Regions from separate parts of the Homo sapiens genome. Here region 1 is linked to region 2. Evidence: chromatin contacts called from ENCODE Hi-C or POLR2A ChIA-PET data. All regions are on one chromosome and are shown on one strand. The core of a region is the stretch at or near the end of the contact, and the rest is flanking DNA. Distances in the headings are between cores, read along the strand shown. Region 1 has its middle 26 kb from the start of BMP2K-DT. Region 2 has its middle 46 kb from the start of LINC01094.

Region 1 (6,913 bases), core at 2,787-5,286, 58 kb after region 2:
TACACTCCAGTCTGGGTGATAAGAGTGAGACCTGGTCTAAAAAAAAAAACAAAAGAAAAAGAAAAAAAGAAAAAGAAGAAGCTCCTTTTGCTTCACCCAAGTAAAAATACCAAAACTCTGCTATAGTTCTTTAAAACTTACAAATCTTAGAACAAAGATTACGTGCTGTGGAAAAATAAAGCCCAACTTGACCTCAGTGCAAAGGCACAACTCTGCTAACTAGCAACAGACATTGAATAGCAGCAGCCATTCTCATCTTGATCATTGTGTTATTAGTTTTGGCAGATTTGTTGTACCTTATTGCTTATTTTGGAGATTTTTAAAAAACATTAGCTATCATGGCTAGTATGTGCAAAATAGCAAAGATGGGATGTAAGTGCTAGAAAGTACTCGCAAGAGGCATAAGGTGATGAGAGAAATGTTCAAATGGAAAGTCAGCACCAACATAGATATGGACATGGAGCAATTTCCTGCAGATGTATCATATTGTGTATTGTATACATTTCTGTAGTATCGCTTTGGCTTTATGGATAAAACAATGTATGTTATCAGAAGGTAAACCTGTTTAAAAGTTCAGAATAGCTTTTGCATTCTTTTCCTGCATTACACAAGCCTTTCTGCCAAAGAATTTTGGCCTATATGGCAGATTAATAATGGCCACAAATTCTTTGATACTGCCATGAGAGTTGGGCTGTTCCCTCTCAAATTCTCTGACTTACAGAATACACTGGAAGTGACCCTGTGCTAATTTCTAGGCCCAGGCCTTAAGAGCCCAGCTATTTTTATTTCCTGTGTCGTGTAACAATTTCTCTTGGAACCTTGAGCTACCCAGTAAGAAGTCCAACTATCTTGCTAGAGAGAACTACATGGAGTAGGAGAGGGGCCCCACTGAGCCCAGCCTTCCAGTCATCCTGTCAAGGCACCAGGCATGTAGGTGAATCCATCTTGAACCATCTAGACCAGCTCAGTTATCAACATGTTGAGCAGAAGAATCATCCAGCTAAACCCTGCCCAAATGCCTGACTTACAAAACTGTGAGATATAATAAAAGGGTTTTTTTTTAGTCCACTACATTTTGCCATAATTTGTAACACAGATATAGGTAACTTGAACAGCATACATGAATGATGAACAGCAGGAGGCATTTACATGCATTTTACAGCAAATAATTACTTTGTGTTTCTCCCTTTTGTTTTTTGTTTACTTTCAATAAAATATAAATCCCCAGCTTTTGCCACTCTATGCGTAGTCATCTGAAAGTCATGATATTTCACTTTTTAAACTTCATCAAGACATTTCAAAGATTCTTGTTGACTCATAATTGCCAATTAAAAAGTTACTTTTAAAAAAAAAATGTAAAGGCTGTCACAGAACCAGGGTGAACTGGCAGGCAGATCTTAAAAGTATGCAATGAACTAGACAGCTGAATTAAGCAATTAATCTTCATAACCAAACCCAACTTAATTTGCCTTGTTCGATGATTTCCACCCTTAGTTTTAAAGCATACCAGGCATTGCTAATAGCTTCAAGCAATCACAAAATTATCCATAATATTGCAAAAGACCTTTTCTTGCAATCATTCACATTAGAATAAAAATGTAAGGCATGTCAAATAGCAAGAATTTGGGGGGAGGATAAATTGTAACTTCCATGCATATACAAACTTCTTTAGAATGTAGGCTGAGTATCGTGAGAATGGATAATACTTGTTTATATACTTTCTTCGTATTCCCATCTGGTATTCTCATGTATGTAATTCTATGGCAACATTTTATTTTCTCAGGTCAGGGCCAGGAAGTCTGTTGAATTCTATGAACATCTGGCTTATGATCTCATGAGATACACTAGTTAACTCATGGGAAAATTATTTTTTTAACATGAAGCAAAATAACAGTTTATGGTGACAATCCTTTCTTATAAAAATTTCTTTTTAATGTAGCCTGGCATGATGCAGGATTTCTCAAAGAGTTCTGCAGGATACCATTCCTCAGAATATTAAATATGTGTTAATTGGATTAAAAGATGCCTTTGCAAATAAGTTCAGAAAAATTTAGAAAGAAAAATGTTAAACATGTTTCCTTTCTGAAATTTTCTGGGAATCTTGAATGTGCTAAACTCTATGAATCTCTAAGGGACCCCACAATGTGCAGAATCAAACATTGTTGACTGTGGCATCATTTTTGGAAAGACATTTTGTGGGATGAGTGTAGACTAAAACACACTTTGGGAAATACTGGCAGAATAGAAAGAGTCTGGAACTGGGAGCCCAAAGGACTTGGTTATAATCCTGATCTGCCACTTACTGCCTGGGTAAGTTATTCTATTAATCTCAAGATCATCTTAGATAAAATGAGGATAATACATGCACGAACTATTACCCCACAGAATTTTTATGAGAAATAAATCAGAAATTGTGGGTAAGAGTGATTAATCAATGCCTAGCATTCAGCAGGCCCTAGTGACTGAATGCTGGAGGAATGATTATCTTTGTACAATAATGTCTTTAGTTTATTTAAGGTCCTGATGAGAGGCTCACATGCTTATGAAACAGGCGCCAATTTCTGATAAACTTTGCAACCTTTATACTGCTCAGATGAGTCTAGGCCTGGTTTTCCCTGAGGCTTCTCATCATCTTGTGGCAATGACCACCAGGTGTGCTGTATTACCTGCTGAATTGAAGATCAACTTGGTTTTGTTTTTAAACACATCTTACATTTGGGCAACCAATTCCAGGGATTTTAAAATCAGTTTCTCAAGAAAATATTACATGGAGGTAGAACCTATCTTGGAGCAGAGGGCTAGAATCGGAAACTCAGGACAGGGTTTACTTAATCTCTTTGACTTTTTGTTTCCTCACTCATAATTGAAAATAATAATTTCCCCATAGTAATATTATGAGCACTGAATCTGATATTATGTATAGGAAGTACATTGTATTGTGTATCATTAATAAACCATTTTTATGACTATCATCAAAAGAGATCTTTCATAGAATTATATAATATAGTATTAAAATTAAAGAATCTAATATAGATCACCTAGTCAAATGTCCTCCTTTTCTAGAATTAAAAAAAAAAAAATCAGAAGGATGAAGGAATTTAGCCAAAGTCGTATAGTTCTCAGTGGCAAGTCCAGATAGAATATAACGGCTTTTTCCAAATATTCAAAGAAGAAAACATTTGCGCTATATGACCCCAAGGGATCAAATCAGTAGTGAAAGCTAGAGGAAACTATATGAAAATACACATCTAACAATCTCAATCTTAGTGCTCTACTGTTGAAATAGGTTGCCTCGGGGTTGCCACTCACCACCCTTCCCCCACCACCACCACCTATTTAGGTATTAAAGCTGGCTCTAGGGAGATGAAGTAAGCCATATGTACAGGTATCAGTCTCTGGGTTTTGTGAATCGGAAATTAATCATATGCATCATGGTTTGGCCTTGTGGTTGACACATTGCCTGAGACAGTCCCAGACCTATGACAGAGCCAACTCTGGAACTGTATTTTATAGAAATGCAGGAGCCACAATCTCACTGGAAGAAAGGACTTAAAGCTATAATTTCTTAGCACTTTACATAAGATTGAGAAAATGTCAAGTATCCATATCAAAGAATAGAGTTTGAAGGAGATTACAGAGGGACTAAATTCCTTTAACCCACTTGGCATTGCTGTTGGTTATATATAGAAGCTGGGCTCAACTCTGCTGGATAGCTAACCACAATTTCAGAGCCTGTAATTTTCTGTTATCTGTACTGACGCCCTTTTTATTTATGTGGATAATTGAAAGTTGACTATAATTATGAAATCTGACAACCTCAAGACAAACTCATTGAACATCTTTCTTTTAGAAACAATGTGAATTGAGATGTTTTATTCACTAGGCAACCCAATAATATTTGCTCATGGTTAAGAATGTACTATCAATCACGATATCCCAAACAAAAAACACAAGAGAACAAGCCAACAACAACAAAGTTTTCCCTTAGAGACAATTGTAATGAGACAGGACAGGCATTGCCCCAAAAGAGAAGTGAGAGATAATTTGAGGAAGTAAAATAAAGTTTAGTAAAGGCTGGGATATTTCTGTGGAACCTACTAAAAGGGGAACTCCAAGATATGCCTCACATTTGCCCAGATCTAGATCTGAGTTTGCATATTTTGTGATTTCAGAGTATGTTCTGACTAAAACAGCAAACACACTTAATATAAGTGGTTAATGAAGCTACCAGCAAAGTGGGCACATCCTGTCACAGTGCACATAATAATAACAAAGCTAATATTGAGTGCTTACCATGAGCAGGTACTGTACTAAAACGTTTCACATGAGTTAACTTGTTTAATCCTTGTACTAATTATGATATTTGTACTATTCTTAACCCCATTTTCAGGAAACTGAAGTTTAGAGACCTTGACTACTTTCCACAGCTGATAACTGTTAACTTCAGGTTTGAATCAAGGTCTTCTGACTGCAGACCTGTATCTTCCTTATATCTTGTCCACCTACCCTTGGTAGATCTGAAATGGAGTCCAGTCTTGTTGTGTCAGTACTGCTGTCATTGTCCCCAGAGCAGCCCATTGTTTACTATGTAGGGTGACCAGCAATCTGTAGGCCAGCCTTTGGGGCATAATGTGCCTCTTTTGTGTTAATCCTTAGAAAAAACCTACTTAAAAATATGTTCTTTTTCCATTAGAGTCACGACAGGTCAAAGATCTACTGAGGAGGGGATGTGTCTTTACTTGATACTGTAGGCTTTAATCAGGAGAAGTGGCATAAACTTAAGCAAGAAAACCTTTGGGGCCAGGTGCGGTGGCTCATGCCTGTAATCCCAGTACTTTGGGAGGCCGAGGCGGGCGGATCTTGAGGTCAAGGGATAGAGACCATCCTGACCAACATGGTGAAACCCCGTCTCTACTAAAAATAAAAAAATTAGCTGGGTGTGGTGGCATGTACCTGTAGTCCCAGCTACTGGGGAGGCTGAGGCAGGAGAATCGCTTGAACCTGGGAGGCAGAGGTTGCAGTGAGCGGAGATTGGGCCACTGCCCTCTAGCCTGGTGACAGAGCGAGACTCCGTCTCAAAAAACAGAACAAAACGAAACAAAAAAACCTTTGTACCCTGATTTCACTTAATGTTACCTAACACTAAGTGTATTTCACAGGTGCTGCTGAGGAAACCATTCAAAGTCCTAGCCTATCTATGACAGGCCTTAATATCCTAAAGCTAAGAAAGGTAGGGTACAGAGTCAGCCATATACATGTATAAAGCAGGTAGACATTCAGGATGCTGAAAAGGGTACCTGCATCATATTTGTTTTCCCCTAGACTTGCCAACTAGTCTGAAATTTCCACCACTACTATCACTTATTTGGATAAAGCCCCCATATTAGAATATAAACATGTTCTTGAAAAGATGAATACGTTAAGCCATTAATATTCACTACAGACAGTGATGGTTAACACTATAGCTGTAATGTTAGAAAAGGACAGAGCTTTGAGGGAATGAGACCATGATAGGTAAATTTTGAAGAAAAAAAGAAAACTGGAAAGCTCATAACAGTGGTTTTCAAACACAGGCTTGCAGATTAGACAAAGGTATTCATTAATTTTTGGTGAAATAGGAGCAACAGGGAAAATGTAGTAAAATTTCTAATTAAAACTATACATTTAAAATTATAAAATTATAAATTCTGAGATAATGTCCTTCTTTTTGGATGGTATCTTGTCACTTCTGTTATAAGATGATTATGATAGTAGATGAAGGTTGAATTTTTTTAAAAGTCTGTGTTTGACAAAATAAAAAGCTAGCAATTTTTTGTTAATCATTAATGGATATACATGCATTCAATATTCTATTACACCTTCACAGTAACTGTGAGGAATTTTTTGTGATCATGCCTGTTTTATAGATGAGGAATCTCAGGCCTAGAGGATAAATAACTTATCCAAATTGATATAGCTATTAAGTGGCAAAACTGTGACTTGTCCTCCTTACTCACTCCTTTCATTTGGGACAAGGACACTGGGGCCTTTGAGGAAAAGATCAATACTAAAAACAGAAAGAGAAATGTTAGAAAAACCAAAGTACAGAAGATAAATTTCACCTACTTAATTTTAACAAACACTTTCTAGAACTTTGCTGGCAAAAATGTTGTCCCTTATACTTGGCATTTAGAAACTAACATCATAAAATCCTGAAAGTGTTAAGAGCAAAAAAAGTTTTAAAGTTCATTCTCCTTCTTTTCAATAAATGAGAAAACTTACAAGTAGCATCTGACTTAAAATTCTATATTGTTGCATATGACAAGCACTCAGAAATATTTACATAAAGCAAAAGGCATAACACAGCCATTATTGGTAATGTAGAGAAGAAAAAAGCAAAGGAAAATGTAGCCTGATCAGACCAGCTAAGTAACTGCATGAGACAAACTTCAGCCACTTCAGTCATCCATGACAAATGAAGAACAGTAAAACAGGAAAAACCCTTAAAATAGAATTAATTTCAACTCAGTGATATGCACATAGGAAGCATTCAACAAAAAGTCAATTACTGAAATAATAAATGAATGCCTAATTTTATATTGCTCATCATAACATGGGCAACATACATTCTTTCTTGTTCTAGAAATAAACATTTGAAGACCTGGGAAAATGCTTAACCAAGAAAAATCTATTACAAGGCTACACTTTGACTACATGTATTCATCATTAAATACAGGTATAAAATGAAAATGTCCAAATATGCTAATTTAGACATAATACATATAATGACTGAGATTTAAGAACTAGTATCATTTATTTGGCAGTTTTCCAAACTCTCAACATTTGGAAACATTTTCTATTACTGAGTCGTTTTGCCACCAGGGAACCCAACTAACTCCAGAATTATGCTTCCTTCAGGGAGATGGGAAGTTCT
Region 2 (6,575 bases), core at 1,920-4,419:
TCAAGTTCCATTCATGACGACTTCTTCTCAAACAAAAATTACCTTGCCTTCTTCTAAATTTTTAGGACATTTGTCTGTGCTAATCATAGTTTATTCCCATGCATTATAATAATTTCTAGAAAGCAGTGTAATGTTGTGTTTAAAAGCTTGGGCTGCAGAGTCAAGCAGGGTTCAAGACCTTCCATCACTTGCTGTGTGACCTGGAGCAAATTGCTTAATCAGTATGCATTTTTTTCTCTGTTGTAAAATGAAGGTGATAATAGCTGGACCTATCTAATAAGCTGTTATGGAGATGAAAAGAGATAATGGATGTACAGCTGCTGGAAATCAGTAAAATCTCAGGAAATGTTTCCTATTATTTTTACTGAGTACTATCTACTCTAGCAGATAATAGGTTCCTGAAGAACATGGAACATGACTCAGAGAAGTTACAGTGAATAAACTCATTACAGACATCTCAGATTGGCTTGCCTTACATGTAGTCATGTTCTTTTTTCTCATACACTAGCTTAAACTCCTCTAGAACAGGACCTACAACTTATTCATTGTAATATTCCTCACACAGCATAACACTGGGTTTTAGGTTACATAGATGGGTTATAATCTCATTTTATTAATGAGTTGAAGCCACTGAGGAAGTCTTGCCCTTTCTCGTTTAGCGATGCTCAAAGCAAACCAAAGATAACTTCTATAAACTCCCCCTATGAATTCTCTTACTTCTAGGGTGACCAACCATTCTAGTTCATGAAGGGCTGTCCTGGTTTTGGCACTGAAAGTTCCGTGATTCCAGAAACCCCTCAGTCCTAGACAAACCAGACCTGTTGATCCCCCTACCTGCCTCTGTGCCCATATGCTCAGGCTAGCTTGTTTGTTTGTTCATTTGTTTGTTTGTTTGAGATGGAGCCTCACTCTTGTTGCTGGAGTGCAATGGCACGATCTCGGCTCACTGCAACCTCCGCCTCCCAGGTTCAAGTGATTCTCCTGCCTCAGCCTCCTGAGTAGCTGGGATTACAGGCACCTGCCAACACGCCCACCTAATTTTTGTATTTTTAGTAGAGACAGGGTTTCACCATGTTGGCCAGACTGCTCTTGAACTCCTGACCTCAGGCGATCCACGCACCTCTGCCTCCCTGGGATTACAGTCGTGAGCCACCGTGCCCGGCCACTTGTTGTTTTTATTGATGAATCATCCTTGCTCCTATCTAAAGCCAAGTCTTCATTCTGGTTGGCATTTTCTCTACTTATTCAACTACTGGGCTCTTGAAATTCTCCTCCCTCTTTCCTGCATCATCAATCTTTTTCCTTCTACTGAACCACTTCCATTAGCATATAAACACGCTATAATTTTTCCTACTAAAAAATGCTTTAAGAGACCTGGTATGTTGGCTCACACCTGTAATCCCAGCTTTGGGATCCCTATAATCCCAGCCTGTAATCCCTCACTTTGGGAGGCTGAGGTGGGCAGATCTCTTGAGCTCAGGAGTTTGAGACCAGCCTAGGCAACAAAGTGAGACCCTGTCTCAACAAAAAAAATAGCCAGCCATGGTGGCTCATGCCTATAGTCCCAGCTACTCAGGAGGCTGAGGTCGGGGGATGGCTTGAACCTGGGAGGCAGAGGTTGCAGTGAGCTGAGATCATGCCACTGTACTCTAGAGTGAGCTACAGAGCCTGACCAAAAAAAAAAAAAAGCCTTAAAAATTAAAAACATCTGAACTTGTTTCTAGACACAGGTAAAAAATAATAATAATACAAAAATTAAAACAACAACAAAATGTCCCAAGCCTACATCTCCTTCAACCTACCACCCCAATTCTTGGCTCCCCTTTATAACAAAACTCCTTGAATGAATTGTCTATACACAGTCTCCACTTCCAATTCCCCTTTTCTCATTCTTTGTTGAACGACTTCAATCAGGTTTTTATTCCCAACTCTCCACAGAAATAGGTCTTGTCACAATTTGCCAATGATCTGGAATTTTCCTAGGCTATGGAATTATGAGAAATAAACTCCTATTGTAATAAACCATTGTATTTTGTTGTTATTGTTTGAATCACAGAAGTCAATCTTAGCTTAAGTAATAGAACTAAGAACATCCATATTTATGTATCTTTAATTTATATGCCTCTCTGCACTTCACACTTTTATTGCCAACTGTCTACTGTGCAACAAACGGAATGTACAGTAAGCATCTCACACTTAACATGTAAATACTAAACTTTTCATTTCCTCCCCTAAGTAGACTTTTCTGTCAGAAAATGTTTCACCCTTCTTCCTGCTCGGAGCTGAAGCCATGGGGTCATCCCTGATACCTTTCTTGTTCCGATATTCCACATCAAATCCACCAGGAAAGGCAATTATCATCTCTCACCAGATTACTGCTATAGCTTTCTGACTGGTCTTGCTGCTTCCTCCCTGGCCCTGTCATATTCTATTTCCAACACAGAAACCACAACAATCCTCCAAGAATACAGTTCAGTGTAAGCCACTGTTCTGCACAAAACTTCCACCAGGCTTCTCATCTCATTCAGAGTCAAATCCAGAGCCCTTACCTTGACCTACACAGCCAGATGCTTTGTTCTGTTACCTGTCTGATCCCATCTCTGGCTTCCTCTCTCCTCCTTCACTCCCCCAGCCAAGCTGGTCCCTTTGGTCTTTCTTAAACATCACAGCCACTCCCCGCTCAGCGAACTCCACACTCAGGGACCAAGCACTGGCTGTTCCTCCTGCCCAGAAGTCTCTCCCCAAGAGAATGATATGACTCACTTCTACACATTCTCAGTCTCTCCTCAAATTTTAAACTTTTTGTTTTGCATTTTAAATCATTCTTGTATTGATCTAAGAAATACCTTCCATGCAAGAGACACTGTATTGGAAACTTGAAGATGAATATGAAATGTCCTCTGCCCTCAATAAACTGCTAAATAGGACTAGAGAATGGGCTTTCCAGGAAGGTTTCCTAGAAGAAGCAGGCCTGGAACTGAATCTTGAAGAAAATAAAAGAGTTAATTGGGAGTGGGAAGGGAGGGGTGGCAAAGCAAGTACCTCTTAGGGAGAGAGCAATTGAGTATACGTGTGGATATGACAGAGTATGACATATTAGGAGGCTGCAAGATTAGCCTTATCTGTCCCCAGAACCTGGTCATGTGCTACGACATGAGCACTAGAGATAACTCACTGAACCACAGGGGATGGGAGGGAGAGGAAAGAATCACCCTAGAGGCAAGTCTGATGTCAGACTATCTCTAGAGTCGTGCAAGAGAGGAAGCCAAGAGCAGCACACAGATATGCAAACTGCTGGAAACTGCAGAGCACTGCTAGTGACAAGCAGGGACACTCAGATAAGCAACTAGGATGAGAAGCCCATTAGGAAGAAGGAAAGACGGCTCAACATATGAGCAGAATTCAGGAACATGAATTCCTTGGAGATGCAAGATTCAGAGACAATAATACTCTGTTACACTGACAGCCCTCAATGAACCATTTTTTCTGGTATTCATATCCTTGACAATCCTCTCCCTGGAATCTGGTCTGAACCTGTGACTTACTTTAACCCAGTGGTTCTCACAGAGATTTTGTTCTCCAGGGGATATTTGGCAGTGTTTAGAAACACTTTTATTTGACCCAAATGGGGAATGTGGAGAAAGGATGCTACTAGCATTCCTACTGTACTAGTGGGTAGTGGCCAGGGATGCTACTAAACATTCTACAATACACAGTACAGTCCCCCACAACAACAAAAAAATACCTTGCCAAAAATGTCAATAGTGTCAAGGTTGAAAAGCCAATAGAATGCAGCCTAAGCTTTAAGACCTTATGCCTTTAAAAGGACTGAGCTTTCAAAAGCCTAGAAGCTTCCACTTTTGCACTCCTTAAAGGAGGGTAGCCAGACTTTTTACATGCCAGCTCAGGGTTGCATGGAGACACCACATGAGAGGACACGTGGAAAGGAAGCAGTCTTAAGGCTGGGTACATGGAGGAGTGCTGAGAACACAGCTGACGGAAAGAACTAAGGTGCCAGATGTACCATTCCAGGCAAGCTCTTCCGGCCTGTCTCCAACCATTTGAGCCGCCTTTGCTGAAGTGACAGACATGAGCCAAGAAGCTCTCATGGATGTTTCAGCATGCACAGTCATCACAGAGAGCAGGGACAAGTTTTCCCTGCTGAGCCCTGCCCAAATGGAAGAATCATGAGCAAGTAAATAAGATGTTGATTTAAGTCAAGATGTTTTGGAATAGTTTGTTATACAGCAATAGATAGATGAAACAATAGTCAACATAATAGGCATGTTTCTAAGCACATGCTAATGACATCCTTATGAAATAAGATCTGTTATTATCAATGCCACTTTAACTATGAGAAAACTAGTACATGAGTACAGGGAAGTTAAGTATCCACACAGGCTAACACTACTAGGAACAGAGTTTGGATTTGATCGCAGTTAGCGTAACACCAGAGACTGTATCTTAACCATCATGCCATAGATCCTGTCTAGTCATTCATTCATTCAAAAATATATATGGAGAACCTACCATGTGCCAGACACTGTTCCATACATATGGGATATAGCAGGGACCAAAACAGATGAAAATTCCTGGTCTCACAAAATTTAAGTTCTAGTGAATGTAACCACCCCAGGGGCTTATTTTGCCTGCTGCTCAGATAGAGACGATTTATCAAGACAGGGAGATTGCAACAGAGAAAGAGTTGAATATATGAAGAGTGGGCTAAATAGCAGTTTTATTATTACTCGAATCAACCTCCCTGAAAATTCAGAGGCTAGGGTTTTTTAAAGGATAGGTTAGCAGGCAGAGGGTTAGGGAATGGATGCTGCTGAGTGATTGAGTATGCAATCATAGGGGAGTGGAAAACAGCCCTTGTGTGCTGAGTACTCTTCTATGTGGGGGTCACAAGGCCAGTTGAGTCAAGATCCTAGGTCAAAGCAGAGTCGTTCAGGCCACAGCAATGTAAAAGTCTAAAAAGACACTTTAAAAGCCTTTTTTTTTTTTTTCCCCCTCTCTTGAGACAGAGTCTCACACTGTTACTCATGCTGGAGTGCAATGGTGCAATCTTGGCTCACTGCAGCCTTGACCTTCTGGGCTCAAGTGATAAAAAAGGCCAATCTTGGGTTTTTTAATAGTGATGTTATTTACAGGAGTAATTGGGGAAGTTATAAATCTTGTGATTCCAGAACAATGAACGGTTATTTTTTAACTATGCTTACATCTTAGTAGAATTCATGTTCCTCTCATAATCCTAAACTTGCAGACTTTTATTAGTTTTCTAAAGGTGGTTTAGTTTTGGGAAGGGCCATTATCATCCTTGATTTAAGGTTAAACTATAATCTAAATTTCTCCCAAAGTTAGCTTGGCCCATGCCCAGGAATGACCAAGGGCAGTTTGGAGGTTAAAGGTAAGATGGAGTTGGTTAGGTCAGGTCCCTTTAACTGTCATAATTTTCTCACTGTTGACAATTTTTACAAAGGCAGTTTCAATCCTTCCTTTGCATTTCACCATATCTTATTTTTAAGGTGTGATCTATGAAGATGGAAAAAGTCTGATGACCGCTCTAACTTTTTTATGTTGACAGAGGGCAAAGTTGGAATAGGGCTTGGCCTCAGGGTAGGAGGAATGAAGCCACTTTACCGCTGTCTATATGTATTCATGGGTGCCTTATTGGGGTTTTAAGGCTTGCATGACAAACAGGTTAGTATTCTCATCCATAGTTTTAGCACAGCATTTAAGTGAACAGCAGACTGTGAGATAATCAGTTTTAATATAAGGAGTGAAAGTCCTAGCTTTAGACATTCTTGTACAATTGATCTAAAGCCCTAAGTGACCCAAGTGAATAGCCCTGAGAAACAATTACATATGGGGTTGTTAGAAAGATGAATTGGGATAAACAGGAAAGAGCAAATTTAAATATACCAGTCCATATATTTTGTAGTCATTGTTTGGCTTGAGAATAGATCAGTTTAGTTAAACAGCTATATTCCATTCCAGGAGGTGGCCTTGTAGATGGGGTAGGCCTCTATATGTGATGAAGGCAAACACATGTTTATGTATTTTTTGAGACAGAGCCTTACCCTGCCACCTATACTGGAGTGCAGTGGCATAATCATGGCTCACTGCAGCCTTGACCTGCTGGACTCAAGTGATCTTCCAGTCTCAGCCTCCTGAGTAGCTGGGACTACAGGAACTTGCCACCACACTCAGCTATTTATTTATTTATTTTTTAATTTTTTTGTAGACACAGAGTCTTGCTATGCTTCCCAGGATGGTCTTGAACTCGTGATCTCAAGATTTCCTCCCACCTCGGCCTCCCAAAGTGCTGGGATGACAGGCATGAGTCAGTATGCCCAGCACAAATTTTAAATGAGATATTTTTATGGCAACTGAAGAAAACTAAAGGTTAATGTTAGACACAATCTACTCAGACGTTAGACTCAAAGCATCTCTGGTTAGAGAGAAGGAAGGACACAGCAATGTAGGTTTTTCTTGCCTATATTACAAGGAATGAGCTTTAGCTTGCAGAGCCTCAGGAAAAAGGTAGCAGCAATTTTATTGCGTCTATGTCT

Evidence for each region. Hi-C counts contacts between places; a loop is a spot of excess contacts on that map. ChIA-PET counts read pairs that join two places held with the same protein, here RNA polymerase II (POLR2A). Pooled maps may share reads with other maps.
Region 1: a map of heart right ventricle shows a loop between it and region 2 (1.8-fold over the local background). The contact joins two enhancer-like sites. A Hi-C loop is called at or near these places in 5 of 168 maps with a recorded cell type or tissue (B cell, cardiac septum, heart left ventricle and 2 more), 3 of 37 single-sample maps with no recorded cell type and 4 of 50 pooled maps. POLR2A ChIA-PET finds 5 or more read pairs at or near these places in 5 of 52 experiments (AG04450, GM12878, OCI-LY7 and 2 more).

Annotation. Positions count from the first base shown.
Region 1 is chr4:78,746,080-78,752,992 of GRCh38, forward strand. No RefSeq gene overlaps it. Among named protein-coding and RNA genes, the nearest start is that of BMP2K-DT, 26 kb to the right of the region's middle. RefSeq lists enhancers at 4,012-4,191, 4,492-4,541. Within about 2 kb of position 4,037, at least 4 of the 41 ENCODE cell types and tissues checked have a DNase peak (open chromatin) inside an H3K27ac peak, as active enhancers do; they include B cell, where a contact is called at or near this core.
Region 2 is chr4:78,688,967-78,695,541 of GRCh38, forward strand. No RefSeq gene overlaps it. Among named protein-coding and RNA genes, the nearest start is that of LINC01094, 46 kb to the left of the region's middle. RefSeq lists cis regulatory regions at 2,601-2,707, 2,873-3,551. Within about 2 kb of position 3,170, at least 2 of the 41 ENCODE cell types and tissues checked have a DNase peak (open chromatin) inside an H3K27ac peak, as active enhancers do; they include B cell, where a contact is called at or near this core.